Regions from separate parts of the Homo sapiens genome. Here region 2 is linked to region 1. Evidence: chromatin contacts called from ENCODE Hi-C or POLR2A ChIA-PET data. All regions are on one chromosome and are shown on one strand. Each heading gives the region's core, a stretch centred on a gene start or an enhancer-like site at or near the end of the contact. The rest is flanking DNA. Distances are from core to core; before and after follow the strand shown. Region 1 holds the start of TOMM7 (translocase of outer mitochondrial membrane 7). Region 2 has its middle 51 kb from the start of IL6.

Evidence for each region. A loop is a pair of places that touch in the nucleus more often than their neighbours do. ChIA-PET counts read pairs that join two places held with the same protein, here RNA polymerase II (POLR2A). Pooled maps may share reads with other maps.
Region 2: a loop to region 1 is called in a map of PC-3, with 7 times the contacts of the local background. The contact joins the enhancer-like site here to the promoter of TOMM7 in region 1. A Hi-C loop is called at or near these places in 2 of 168 maps with a recorded cell type or tissue (PC-3 and PC-9), 1 of 37 single-sample maps with no recorded cell type and 8 of 50 pooled maps. POLR2A ChIA-PET finds 5 or more read pairs at or near these places in 3 of 52 experiments (Caco-2, GM10248 and activated T-cell).

The regions. Positions count from the first base shown.
Region 1 is chr7:22,821,413-22,824,112 of GRCh38, reverse strand. TOMM7 (translocase of outer mitochondrial membrane 7) reads left to right here and starts at 1,264. Exons shown (of 3, transcript NM_019059.5): 1 at 1,264-1,436. The coding sequence starts at 1,334. LOC112267993 (a long non-coding RNA gene) reads right to left here and starts at 1,156. Exons shown (of 3, transcript XR_002956543.2): 1 at 414-1,156. RefSeq lists enhancers at 1,034-1,243, 1,274-1,353, 1,023-1,783.
Region 2 is chr7:22,675,055-22,677,769 of GRCh38, reverse strand. No RefSeq gene overlaps it. Among named protein-coding and RNA genes, the nearest start is that of IL6, 51 kb to the left of the region's middle. RefSeq lists a silencer at 1-40. Within about 2 kb of position 1,414, at least 4 of the 41 ENCODE cell types and tissues checked have a DNase peak (open chromatin) inside an H3K27ac peak, as active enhancers do; they include PC-3, where a contact is called at or near this core.

The DNA.
Region 1 (2,700 bases), core at 15-2,514:
ACAGCTTCCACTCCCTGTGATTTCATCTCTGACCCAACCAATCAGCACTTCCGACTTACTGGCTGTCTCCCCACGCACCAAATTGTCCTTAAAAACTCTGATCCCCGAATGCTATGGGATACTGATTTGAGTAATAATAAAACTCTGGTCTCCTGCACAGCCAGCTCTGCGTGAATTACTCTTTATTGTAATTCCCCAGTGTTGATCAATCGGCTCTGTCCAGGCAGCGGGCAAAGTGAACCCTTTGGGAGCTTACAGCAAGTGACCCAATCACAGCTCACTGCAGCATCAAACTCAAGTGGTCCTCCCGCCTCAGCCTCCCAAATAGCCAGAATTACAGGCGCAAGCCACAGAGGTCAGCAAGGGGAAATTTTTAGGAGCACAGACATTGGGCACAGAAAACGACTACGTACCTTCAGAATGAGGCAGGAAAGTCTTAAAAGTCAAAGTCTTAGAAATGTCTTACAGCCTTAAAAATCAATTAAGTCTTAGACCTGGGGGGGTCAAATCTCAAATACGACAGCAGCCAGAAATTTATTACATCAGAGGTTGGGAATCACTTGGGAAACTTCAAAGGCAGATCAATGGCCAGTTCCCAGCCCCAAACTCTTTAGAATTTCTAGGAGTAGGTCTCCAGCGTGAGTATGGTTTTACCTCTCCTAAAGTGATTCTAATGTGCAGCCAGGGTTGAGAACCACTGCCATTCTAAACCAATGAGGGCAAGATGGCCAAACAGAAGTGTCATTTCCTATTTAGTCTCCTTGATTGTTGCAATGGAATTCCTCAGCTTCAAAAGTCCAGAATTTCATGTGAGATTTCCAAATTCTAAAATGTTGGCAAGTAATTAAAAGAAATTTTTTTAAAAAAGATTGGGATCAAAGAAAACATGGATTCGGGCCCTACTGAGTGTCACTTCGTAACCTTTTTGCAGTTCAACCTCAGGTTTGAACAACCTGATTCTGAGAAGTTAAATAATTTGTCCACGGTTACACAGCCAGTAGGAATAAGAGTTAGGACTAAAACCCAGTCCCTCTGAATTTAATTAATGTTCCTTCCATGAGAAGGAAGGAACACCTGAAGATGCGTTTTAAAAATGGGTAACAGAAACGCGAAGTTACCGCCAGCCATGATCGCAACCACGCATGCGCCTACTACTGCCGGCGAGGCGGAAGAGCAGGGAAGGTTAAAGGCGATGAATTACGACCTCTGCTGGCGACGCTCACGACTCCTGCCGTAAAGGCCGTGTGTGGCGCCTGCGCACCTCCTTTCCCTTTCGGATTCCCGACGCTGTGGTTGCTGTAAGGGGTCCTCCCTGCGCCACACGGCCGTCGCCATGGTGAAGCTGAGCAAAGAGGCCAAGCAGAGACTACAGCAGCTCTTCAAGGGGAGCCAGTTTGCCATTCGCTGGGGCTTTATCCCTCTTGTGATTTACCTGGGTCAGTGGGAGAAGAACCGGGAAAGTGACTGGAGGGAAGAGGGTGGCGGAGACAGCAGCCCCATTTTTGGCCGTCGGGGGAGGGAGAGAAAAATAGGGGACACTGCCGTGCACGGCCCCTGAGGCTGTCTGGTCAAGTGGGGCCGATCTAACCTGAGTTCGAGTTCCCGTTCTATCGCTTTATAGTTGCATGGTCTTTAAGCAGTCTTGCAATCCCTCCTTTTCTATTTTTGCATCCTTAAAGTGGAGGTCATATTTCTCGGGATTGTAGGGAGGGTTGGATGACCCCAGTGGATGTGAAAGTCACTAATTCACTCTCTAGCACTAGGTGGTTCTCGGGGTGTTTTTCCTCACCGCTCCATGTGGTCCTAAGTGGAAAGAGTCCTGTTCAGGGAATCGAGACACCTCGTGAAAGTACCACTGCCATGAAAGCATGATTATAATAATAGTCGTTGGATGCCTCTGCTTTCTTACCTGTACGATGAAGGGTTTGGATGATTTCTATTACTGCCCCCATTTTACAGGTGAGGAAACAGCCGTAGAGAAACTTTTTTGCCAAGGTCGCACAGCTATGCTGACTGAGGGAGTTAGGGGCTCAGGCAGTGGGGCATCAGAGCCCATAGTCTTAACCATTATAGCGCACTTAAAGGATTTGGGGTTTTTTTGGTTTTTGTTTTTAAGACAGAGTCTCGCTCTGTCACCCAGACTGGAGTGCAGTGGCGCTATCCCGGCTCATTGCAACCTTCCCCTCCTGTGCTCTAGCGATCCTTCCACCTCAGTCTCCCAAGTAGCTGGGACTACAGGCTGGTGCCAACAGGCTCGGTCACTTACTGCAAGGATTTGTTAATATTTTTCAGTTAGGGTTGCAGACTGGGACCTATTCTGTAGTTTTTTCTTTTCTTTTCTGTCTTTTTTTTTCCTTTTTTCCTTTTTGAGACAGTCGCTGTGTGCCCAGGCTGGAGTGTAGTGGCGCGATCTCTGCCCACCGCAATCTCTGCCTCTCGGGATCAAGCGATCCTTCCCCCTTAGCCTCCCGAGTAGCTGTGATTACAGACTTGCAGCCACCGCTCGCGGCTAATGTTTATATTTTTAGTAGAGACGGGGTTTTGCTTATGTGGGCCAGGCTGGCCTCAAACTCCTGGCCTCAAGTTAGCTACCTCCCCTCCAGCCGGCCTCCGCCCCGCGCGCGGCCTCCCAAAGTGCTGGGATTACAAGTGTGAATCACCGCGGCCAGGCTGTAGTTTTTTCTTTTTCTTTTTTTTTTT
Region 2 (2,715 bases), core at 165-2,664, 150 kb after region 1:
TCCCACCACTTTGGGAGGCTGAGGTGGGCGGATCACCCAAGGTCAGGAGTTTGAGACCAGCCTGACCAATATGATGAAACCCCGTCCCTACTAAAAATACAAAAATTAGCCGGGCGTGGTCGTGGGCGCCTGTAATCCCAGCTACTAGGGAGACTGAGACAGGAGAATCACTTGAACCTGGGAGGCAGATGTTGCAGTGAGCTGAGATCGCACCATTACACTCCAGCCTGGGCAACAAGAGTGAAACCTGGTCTCAAAAAAAAAAAAAAAAAAAAAAGCTTCAAGGAAGACAAGACAGGTCATATACAAAGAACCAGCTACCAGAATGACTCTAGACTTCTCAGTAGCAACAAGAGAAGCTGGAATACAATTTTGAATCAAGTTATGGTAGAATAAAGACATATCTAGCCTTGAAAAGATTCAAAAAGTTTACCTCCCACACAGCCTTTCTCAGGAAGCCACTCTGGCACCACTAAAACAATGGAGAAAACCAAAGGAGAAAAAGACTGGAGATACACAAAGTGGGAGAAGGGTAAAGGGAATCTCCAGAAATGGTAAAGGAAAATTCCCAGATGGTAACTCTGCACCAGGCTTGGAGGTAATCAGTTCACATTAGGATAGGCCCAGAGGCTCTGAGAGAGGCTTCTTCAAAGAGGTGAAATGGCTTGAATATCCGATGTGTCTGAATGTCTTGAGAGGAAATTCAGACATTTGGCAGAAAATTGAGGGTTTGAATTACTGATAAATACATGAAAAACTAAGTGAAAACAAAAAGTAAGGTTCTTCAATTAATTTCAGGGAAACACAAGAGTTGTATAGAAGAGGAGAAATAATTATGATTTACCCCATGACTCAGCTCTGAATAGTGTTTATGTAGTTATAATAATGTGAACACTAAATACTGATCTAACCCAAATCAGTACATAAACTATGTTGGAATAATAAGAACATGGAGAGGGTGTGTGTATTGTGTATGCGGAATGAAATAATGAAATCTTCATCCAACATTGTGGGTGGTTAGTGGAGAATACCTAACACGGAAAAATAAAGAAATAGCAATACAAGCATGTTATTTAGAAATACAGAGGTAAATCTTTCTAAAAGAATTACCAAAGAAAATTGAAAGTGGGTGCCTCTAGGGAAGGACTTCTGCTTTTCTTAATGAATCTTACAGATTTGACTCAACTATGTGCACAGGTAACTCTGATTAAAAAAGAAAAGAGTGTGCCATCTCTGGTGTATTCTTTGTCCCTGGGATGTTTGAGAAGACCTTTTAGGAGTGTGCTATAAAGGTGATCCAAGCATCCTGAGGGTGACTGGATGAAATTCCTTAGTTTCTTCCGAGCCTGGAGGTTGATGGGCTTATGATTTTCAGTAATGAAACTATTTCCAAAGCACTTGATGTCCTATGGAACTGTGGAAAATTTCTTCCTTAAACTGAAATATAGCCCCAACTAATCTCTACTGTTGATTCTGGTTTTACTACTTGGGTCATAAAAAACAAATCCAATCCCTGTTCTTTATCAGCCCTCTTCAAGCATGATTAGACTGTTTTCATCTAAAAACCATTCCTCACACCCACTGTTATGGTTTTTGATCTCCTCACATCCTGTTCAACTTCCTGTGATTACATTCCACTTCTGAAGTGTGTGTGTGTGTGTGTGTGTGTGTGTGTGTTCAAAACAGAACATAATATTCCAGTTGTGGCGTGACCACAGGACACCTCCTTCTTGATTATAAAGCTCATCAGTCAAGAGTAGAGACTTCAGAGTCAGCCAGCCTGGGTTTAGGCCTAGCTGTTTTTTGTTTGTTTTTGGTTTTTTTGGTGAGACAGAGTCTCGCTCTGTTGCCCAGGCTGGAGTGTTAGTGGCGTGTTCTCGGCTCACTGCAACCTCCACCTCCTGGGTTCAAGCAATTCTCCTGCCTCAGCCTCCTGAGTAGCTGGGATTACAGGCACCTACCACCACGCCCGGCTAATTTAGTAGAGATGAGGCATCACCATATTGCCCAGGCTGGTCTCAAACTCCTGAGCTCAGGCAATCCACCCACCTCGGCCTCCCAAAGTGCTGGGATTACAAGCATGAGCCACCGCACCTGGCCTAGACCCAGCTTTGATACTTCCTGGCTGTGTGACTTGGAATGAGTTATACAACCTCATTGTCCTTCAGTTTCTTTGTTGATAAAACAGGAACAATGTCAGTATCTTCCTCGTGAGATTGTTTTGAGGATTTAGCAATATGATAAATGCCCAGCACTTAGAACAGAGGATGTCAAATAGTAGATGTTTAAAGAGTGTTAGCTATTAATTTTTTTCCTAGAATTTTCTATCAGTGTAGCTCAAGAAACCTATGAATATTTTTGACTGCTTGTTTCAATTAATCAATAAAGCAATCAATTAAACAGCAAACATTTGTTGAGTGCCTCTCTGTGCCAGATGCTGAGAAGAAGGGGAATAAGACCCCTTATCTGGAGGAGTTGATAAGTTGAGTTAGTTAAGAACTAACATCCTTTATATTTGTTTTATTGTCTCTTTTTGAAAAAAAAAAAACATTTTAATCAAAGGTATACATGCACATCATTTAAAAAGGCATGGTGCTTCATGTCTGTTATTCCAGTGACTCTGGAGGCTAAGGTGGGAGGATTGCTTGAGGCCAGGAGTTTGTGACCAACCTGGGCAACATAGTGAGATCTCATCCCTAAAAATAAAAAATATAT